Linked DNA regions of Homo sapiens: region 2 is linked to region 1. The links are chromatin contacts, found by POLR2A ChIA-PET in ENCODE. All regions are on one chromosome and are shown on one strand. The core of a region is the stretch at or near the end of the contact, and the rest is flanking DNA. Distances in the headings are between cores, read along the strand shown.

Region 1 (4,596 bases), core at 231-2,730:
GACTCTCCCAAATCATAGACCATTTACTGGGGATGCCAGGACCAGAACCCAAGACTCCACAGTGCTCGCTTTTTCCATATCCCTCTGTCCACATGGACCTCTTAACTTTTAAAAACTTAGTGTAAGTTACATACGTGGACGATTAAGTAGACAACTTGATGAATTACCACAAAGTGAGCAGCCCCCGAGGTTGGGGAGCAGTGCAGTAGCATCCAGAGGCCCCTGTTCACCCATTCACTGCCCTGTCCCACTTGCCCCGAAGGAAACATTGTTAACCTTTGAACACCATAGATGTGAAGGCTGCAGTTTCGATCTTTTACAAATGGGATCATGGAGGGTATTGCTGTTAGGTGAGTCCTCTGGTGGAAAAAGGAGCGTGTTCATCAGCTAGGTGTAAGGCATGAGGGATGGTGCCTGGGATGTGGCAGGTGCTCCCTGAAGCTTAGATGCCCTGATAGCTGTCAGCTGTGTGGTGGCTAGCCTGCTGAATGTTGTCTACACCACGCTAAGACAGTTATGTTTTCTGGGGATGCTAGAAGGTGTTATATATATTCTTTCAATAACATGTGAATTTATAGCCTGGCCTGCTGAATATCAGTAGGAACTTCAGGTCTTGGCCTGTCAGGGATTTTGGATAAATCTCCTGTTTATTAATAGTAAATCAGTTTTATTCTGTGAAAATAAGAGTATAATTCCTGAAGAAAGAAGGGTTTGTTTTAACAAATCAGTGATTTGTCAAGTCCTTGAAGTACATTTGACAGGTTGTTTTGTTTCTTTTTTTTTTTTTTGGAGCAGAAAGTTTAATAGGCAGAAGAAAGGAGAAAGGAGAGCAGCTCTCTCTTGTGAGAGAGAGGCATCCGAAAGGGAGAAGCCTGACAGGTTGTTATTGAGATGGGAGTCTTGCTCTGTCCCCAGGCTGGTGTGCAGTGGCGCGATCTCGGCTCACTGCCACTTCCGCCTTCCGGGTTCAAGCGATTTTCCCACCTCTGCCTCCCGAGTAGCTAGGATTATAGGTGCCCACCACCATGCCTATAAAATCCACCTCTGGTATATATGGGCTTATGGTTAACCACAATATTTAGTTGACCAAAGGACCCTCTTCCCTGAACACTCGGGTAAATGGGAGGTAATTTTTTGTATTTTAGTAGAGATGGGGTTTCACCATGTTGGCCAGGCTGGTCTTGAACTCCTGACCTCAAGTAATCCGCCTGCCTCGGCCTCCCAAAGTGCTGGGATTACAGGTGTGAGCCACCGCACCCGGCCCTGACAGGTTGTTTTGAGAACAAACTATGAGAGTTGAAGTGTGTTGGATTGATTGGTGTGGCATTTTGTAGATGAGGGAAAGGAGAACTTGGTCTTCCATTTTCTTGGTGAGTGAGACCATGGGATGTCCAGGCAGCTGTGGGGAAGTGGAAGGGTAGGGCGGGGTGTTGCTGGCTGGGAACAGCACCTAATGAGGCATGCTTAGGAAGTTCTCAAGGCCAAGACCAAAGCCACTTAGACAGGTGTGCATGGCAGCTTTGGAGGCAGCTTCTAGCAGAGATTCTAGGTTACTGGCTACCAGGCTGTAAGCCTTGCTTTCTGGCTCCTTTTTGGTTCTGCCACCAGGAAGGAGGGTCTGGATATTCTTCAGATCAATGAAAGAGAGTACTAATTAGAATTACATTGCCCTGCTTGCCTTTTTTTTTTTTTTTTTTTTTTTTTGAGACAGGGTCTTACTCTGTTGCCCAGGCTGGAGTGCAGTGGCACCATCTCAGCTCACTGCAACCTCCACCTCCCGGGTTTAAGTGATTCTCATACCTCAGCCTCCCAGGTAGCTGATAGCTGGGATTGCAGGCACCTGCCACCATGCCTGGCTAATTTTTGTATTTTTAGTAGAGAAAGGGTTTTGCCATGTTAGCCAGGCTGGTCTCAAACTCCTGACCTCAAGTGATCTGTCTGCCTCGGCCTCCCAAAGTGTTGGGATTACAGGCGTGAGTCGCCGCACCTGGCTTTTTTTTTTTTTTTTTTAAGGGCTTTAAAACAATGATGATAAATACAGTGATTGGGATGAAGATTTTGGCTGTTGCAAAAGTACTAATTGCTTTATTTTTTATTACATGAAGTTCCAAAAAAATAACTTTGTGGCATTTGTAATTTTGTATGTTGGGACAAGATGATAATGTGGAGTGGAAGTTTCACATTATCTCATTGCTGACAGTAGCCGTACGACCTTGGGCAAGTTGCTTAAACTCTCCCGTATTTCATCATTTGTAAAGTGGCATTACTCATCTATTTCACTGGGTTGCTGTTTAGCTTTAATAAATTAGGTTAATACAGAAAAGGGCTTAGTTAGTATTCTTTGTTGCTGTACCACTAATAAAAGTAATGTATTGTCAATATCTTTGTCCCCAACAGCACAGCGGCCTATTTTCTGCCCTTGATTTTGTGATTTCCTTTGGCGTCTTTAATTTCAAAGGACGTTGTGACTTTAACAAAATTAAATTGACTTATTAAAAACATACATGCTGGGTATAATTAGTGAGTCAGGAAAACAAGCCAGGGTAGGTAGACAGCAGTTAGGAGGGAGTTGGCAGGCAGTTCATAGTCTAGGTAGCCAAACTAGGTTTAGCTGCCAGGGGATCTTGACATCAGAGCAGCCCAGCAGATCAGAGCTGGTTCCTGGTAACCCGAATGCTTGGGTCTAGATCTGTTGTCACTAATCCTGGACCTGAGGTTGTCTGTTCCAGCCCCCTAGTTCGGTTTCCCCATTCGTAAATGGAGGCGAGCTGTTTAGAGTAGATAATAGATGGACGTGGGAAGCCAGGTCAGTCAGTAGAATGGAGTATAGAGTACAAGGTTTGTCCCTGCCACTGCTGTCCCCAGGCCCTCCCCAAACAGCCTGGTAGCAGCTCCCTTAGAAGCTTGCAGAGGTACATCCCATGTGTGAGTTCCTTCTGCCTTTTTTCTTTTTAACACAAATAGTAGTATATTCTACTGACTGTTTTGCTTGTTGCTCCTTAAATTGTGAAACATTTGAAAAGTGGAAAAGTGATTATCATAAACATGTGTACGCAACACCCAGGTTAAGAAATGGAACCTGATAACCCAGCTGCCCCCGTAGAGAGCCACCTTCCTGGACTTGTTTTTCCTCCCCGTTAGGTCTTTTTCCTTCCATACATGTGACTGGAAGCTTCAGCAGTGTGTATAGAGTATTGTTTTGGATATTTTAAACATTTTGCAAATATTGTATCCAATAAATAGTCTTTCTCTTTATCCTTGGGGGTTATGTTCCAAGACCCTCAGGGGTTGCCAGAAGCTGTGGGTGGGACCAAATCTTATTTATATATGTATGTTTTATCTTATGCATACATACCTGTGATAAAGTTTAGTTTATAAATTAGGCACAGTAAGGGATTAACAACAACTAGTAATACAGAACAATTAAAACAATATATAATAAAAATTATGTGAATGTGGTCTTTCTCAGGATACATTTTCAGACCACATTTGACTGTGGGAATACATTTTCAAACCACATTTGACCGTGGGTAACTGCAACGGTAGAAAAGGAAGCTATGGTTAAGGAGGGACCACTGTATATTGTTAGGTTAGTTTTTTGTTTTGCTAGGGAGGTTTTTCTATGTTGAAAATGTATAGATTACTGTTATGTCTTTTAGAATTTGTCTAGAAGGCTTTCTGGTTTTTACTGGAAAGCCCCCTACAAAAATATGTAGGTCTATTTCATTTTCACTACAATATAGTATTCCATTTATGTAATTTCTTTTTTTGACACAGAGTCTTGCTCTGTTGCCCAGGCTGGAGTGCAGTGGTGTGATCTTGGCTCACTGCAACCTCCACCTCCTGAGTTCAAGTGATTCTCCTGTCTCAGCCTCCCGAGTAGCTGGGATTATGGGTGCACGCCACCATGCCTGGCTAACGTTTGTATTTTTAGTACACACAGGGTTTCACCATGTTGGCCAGGCTGGTCTCAAACTCCTGACCTCAGGTGTTCTGCCCACCTCAGCCCCCCAAAGTGCTGGGATTAGAGGCATAAGCCACTGAGCCTGGCCTGTATCATTTCTGTTCTAGTGATAGACATTTAGATAATTTCTAGTTTTTTCTATTACAGCCTGCTTCTGTAAAAATTCTCGTACATGTCTCCTTGTGTACATGGAAAACATTTATCTAGGGCATATGTCTAAGAGCAGAATTGCTGAGTTGTGGAGTAACTAACAATTGTAGAAGTGCTCTCAAATGATCTTGGCAGTTGCCATTCCATAACGTATTCAGTTTCCAGTTACTGCATGCCCTTGTTAACATTTGATATTGTTAAAACTTTCAATTTTGCTAATTTGATAGGAGTAAAATGACTTAGTGGTTTCATTTGCATTTCTTCTTGTTTTCTTAAACAATATATCCTAGAGGTAATTTCATGCTAACACAGATAGATGTACTTAAATTTTAAAATTTGAGATAATGTTAGATTTACAGAAAAGTTACAAAGGTAGTATACTGAGTTCCTGTATACCCTTCCCCCAGCTTCCCCTACTGTTAACGTGTTGTATAACCATGGTACATTTGCCAAAAGCAAGTAATTAATATCAGGACACTGTC
Region 2 (4,175 bases), core at 1-2,500, 6.1 Mb before region 1:
TCCTTCTTGTTCCACACATGCCTGTCCTGTTTCCTGAGAAACAATGATCCCCGTGTCACATGCATATGTGTGATATCCTCATAGGACTGTGTCTTAAACTCTGGGTGGCATGCTTGCTGTGTTAATCCTATTTTGGTTTTTAAAAAAGCCACTCAAGAAAAAGTCTAAACTGGATACAGTCAAAATAGAAGCAATGGTTTTGTTATGGCCACAAGTAACATGAAGAGAGAAAATGTTTAAAATGACTGGAAAAATTGGAGCAATGTGTCAGTGGAGATTTCATCCTTTTGATGTCATTATTCCAGCCTAACTAGGCCTGACTGAAATGTCTGCCACTTGCCCTGTGGTCATATTCTGTGAGCCCCTGGTGATTTCATGATGGGATTTCTAGTTGATCTAAGGCTAGAAGAAATAGAAATGTATTACAATGCCTTCGATGACAAAAATAATGATTTTTACCTATGACCTATATTTAACAAAATGATAATACGTAGCATTGAATGAAAGATAGTCGGCTGGGCGCAATGGCTCACGCCTGTAATCCCAGCACTTTGGGAGGCTGAGGCGGGCAGATCACGAGGTCAGGAGATCAAGACATCCTGGCTAACATGGTGAAACCCCGTCTCTACTAAAAATACAAAAAATTAGCTGGGCGTGGTGGCGAGCGCCTGTAGTCCCAGCTACTCCAGAGGCTGAGGCAGGAGAATGGCATGAACCTGGGAGGCAGAGCTTGCTCAGTAAACTGGGGTTGCTAGTAACATTATGATTCTAAATAGCACTTGGGTTTAACAAAGCAGTAGTCCTCAAACAGCCTCCTCCCTTGTGCTAGTGCCATTTTTCCTTTGCTTCTCAACAGCACTCCAATTATCACAGCACAGCTAGACAAGGATGACGACGCGGATTATGCTCGCCTCGTGAAAGGGAGAATTGAGAAAACCCTCTTGGGAGAGGTAAGAAGAAATCCCTATTGATAACAAGAAAACTAGCTCAGCAATGTTGCAAGGAAGTGTAAAAATCAGCTGCCATCTATTGACCAGCCTGTGGCGTCCACACTACTCAAGCTCTTCAAAAAAGCAAGCAGTCGTGTGCTCTTAGGAAAGGGGAAAGCGGCTGATTAACAGTCTGATCTTTTGACACTCCAGATTTCCGAGTATATTGAAGAAGTGTTTCTTCCTGATGACTGCTTTATTCTCGTCAAGCTCTCCCTGGAACGGATTAGGCTTCTGAGACTGGAAGTGAGTCACATAATTAAATGTAGAGAGGAAGTCATCCTGTTAGTCCCAAGATAGGTACTGATAAACTAGGGCAAGAGCTAAGCAAGACAGAGGAAGCATTGCAGAACCTTCTGTGTGGTTTCTGGTTTTTGTGATTCTGTTGTCCCCTCACATTTTCTTTCTAAACCTGACCTTGATACAAATATACCCATCTAAAGACACACAGAAAATTAGTTGAAATTTTGTGCAGACCGCAATACCAGTTCACTGTGACACGGTATTATGATAAGTGGTCTTGTTGTCCCTCTTCCCAGTGTCTGGAAGGACCCTAGGGCTGGCTGTGTCTTACTCATCTGTGGATCCCCAGCGCCCAGCATGGCAGCTAGCCTAGGAAGTTCAGTAAATGTGTTTAGATGGGGAGATTAACCTGGCTTCTTAAACTGGCATGCATGGGTAATAGGCAACAGTTGAAAGATGATCAGCCTTTCTCACAAACAGACCAACTTGGGGTACAAACTGAGTAACTTCCCGACACCCTCTTCTTTCTCTCGGGTAGTTAAAGCTGTACTAGCCCTTAAAACACATTCTGTCAGCTCGTTCTCTCACGCATCAAGTTCATATGTTACCCATATAACAGTTGACTCAAATGCAGCAACCTGCTCTCCAGTTTGGGGATTTCTCTAGCCTGTCTCTTGCTGCCTGCCTTGTGGCTCCTTTGCAGAAGAGATGAGTTGTATCCAGGAACGTAGCACATGAACCATTGTGAAAGTGTCAGGTAAAGGGGAGGCCCCACGGAAGCTTTTAATTAGCCTGGCCTCCAACCTCCAGCCTCCCTAGAGCTTCCCACAGAGGCTGCGTGTGTTGCCATGAACTGAGCATGAATTTTCAAGGGCAAATATTTTGTCGTGGGTGAAAAAAACTACTCTTTTTATGAATAAAGCATAGATATATATACACATATAGTACATAAAACATATGTAGCATATTTATGGTATTAATTTCATGGTGCGGGTGGGGGGTGCTTAGAACAAACCTGACTAAAAGGACTTCTTAGAGGGGCAACAATGAAATAAACGAAGAACAACACTGGAATCAGTAACACCTACACCTGGCCATGTTGCAGGTGAACGCTGAGACAGTGAGATATTCCATCTGCACATCCAAGCTCCGTGTGAAGCCCGGTGATGTGGCTGTTCATGGTGAGGCTGTGGTGTGTGTCACCCCCAGAGAGAACAGCAAGAGCTCCATGTACTACGTGCTGCAGTTCCTGAAAGAGGATCTCCCCAAGGTGAAACAGAAGTCGCTTCTCATGGAGACCCAGCATCTCCCTGTGGTGTGACACCCAGGGCTGGGACCTAAGGGCTTTGTCACTTAGTCCGATTTCTTAATTTCTTCTTGGCCTTATCCCCAAGGAGTTAGTCTGTTAGATTCCTCTCTGTTCTATCAAAAAACTGATGTTAGGATGAGGTGCAGTCCCCTGAACAACTTCTGTTCTCCCTTATCCCTAAAACTAGCTCTAGTGTGTTAACAGATGACCACTGCTGAAAGCTGGGGTGATCAAGGTGATCAGCCCAGGGCATGGCTCACCCCGTCCTCACAGCTTTCTCTGTCTCTGAATCCAGGTGGTGGTGCAGGGCATTCCAGAGGTGTCCAGAGCTGTCATCCACATTGACGAGCAGAGTGGAAAGGAGAAGTACAAGCTTCTGGTGGAAGGTGATAACCTGCGGGCAGTCATGGCCACACACGGTGTGAAGGGCACCCGAACCACCTCCAATAACACCTATGAGGTACCACTCAGCCCACGGGGTCGCCTTAGGGTTAGGCTGTCTTCCTTGTGCCATCTGCAGGCCTTCCACTGATTCCCAGTATACTTCTTTTTTTTTTTTTTTTTTTTTTTTTTTTGAGATGGAGTCTTGCTCTGTTGCCCAGGCTGGAGTGCAGTGGCGTGATCTCTGCTCACTGCAAGCTCTGCCTCCCGGGTTCACGCCATTCTCCTGCCTCAGCCTCCCGAGTAGCTGGGACTACAGGCACCCACCACCACGCCCGGCTAATTTTTTTTTTTTTTTTTTTTTGTATTTTTAGTAGAAATGGGGTTTCACCATGTTAGCCAGGATGGTCTCGATCTCCTGACCTCATGATCCGCCCGCCTCGGCCTCCCAAAGTGCTGGGATTACAGGCATGAGCCACTGTGCCCGGCCTCCCAGCATACTTCTCTGACCATCCCATTTGCCGTGGGTCTGCAACTGAAAATTGCCCAGCAATCCATTTCTGGAAAACGGCACAGGGTTTGCTTTGAAACTGCAGGGCAGAGGAGAAAGTGGAGAGAATTTGCAGTGGCCTCCCGGAAGGGGCTGCTTCTGCTCATTACTGGCTCTCTGTAGGTGGAGAAAACTCTGGGCATCGAGGCCGCCCGGACAACGATCATCAATGAAATCCAGTACACCATGGTGAACCACGGCATGAGCATCGACAGGAGGCACGTGATGCTGCTCTCCGACCTCATGACCTACAAGGTATGTGGGCAGGAGGCCCCCGGGCTGCCTGGGCATCCCGAAACTCACTTTCAGGAGAATAAGCCTGTGGAGTTTCTAAGACATGTAGAATACGCTGCTGTGAGGACCATCATAGAGAGAAAATAAGATGTGAACATTGCTCAAAAACCAAAGTATGCTGGTCAGGCTGAGTGTCCTGGTGAAATCCCAGTATGAGAGTTACAGCCTCATGGCAAACTCATACCCAGTCGGTGGAGTGAAGAGAGCTGGAGCTTGGTTCCGTCCTCATCCTGAATGTCATCCTAAAGCAAAATTAGCCACTGCCAAAGCCCAGAGAGTCCCATGGCAAGTTGAGGTGTTTCTTTCTTATTAAACCCATCCATCACTCTTCTGTAGCCATTCCCAGGAAAAAATAAGTTAACATGATCTGAAGTTGGGGGCGGGAGGCTGAGGTGGGTTGGTTGGTTTG

Evidence for each region. ChIA-PET counts read pairs that join two places held with the same protein, here RNA polymerase II (POLR2A).
Region 2: POLR2A ChIA-PET joins it to region 1 with 20 read pairs in A673. The contact joins two enhancer-like sites. POLR2A ChIA-PET finds 5 or more read pairs at or near these places in 2 of 52 experiments (A673 and Caco-2).

What each region holds. Positions count from the first base shown.
Region 1 is chr10:71,843,840-71,848,435 of GRCh38, reverse strand. All of the region lies in intron 1 of PSAP (prosaposin), which reads left to right. It also overlaps the pseudogene RNU7-38P. Among named protein-coding and RNA genes, the nearest start is that of PSAP, 5.1 kb to the left of the region's middle. Within about 2 kb of position 1,480, at least 3 of the 41 ENCODE cell types and tissues checked have a DNase peak (open chromatin) inside an H3K27ac peak, as active enhancers do.
Region 2 is chr10:77,980,980-77,985,154 of GRCh38, reverse strand. POLR3A (RNA polymerase III subunit A) reads left to right here. Exons shown (of 31, transcript NM_007055.4): 25 at 857-950; 26 at 1,143-1,235; 27 at 2,338-2,502; 28 at 2,837-3,001; 29 at 3,596-3,727. Among named protein-coding and RNA genes, the nearest start is that of POLR3A, 46 kb to the left of the region's middle. RefSeq lists an enhancer at 1-1,101. Within about 2 kb of position 1,250, at least 3 of the 41 ENCODE cell types and tissues checked have a DNase peak (open chromatin) inside an H3K27ac peak, as active enhancers do.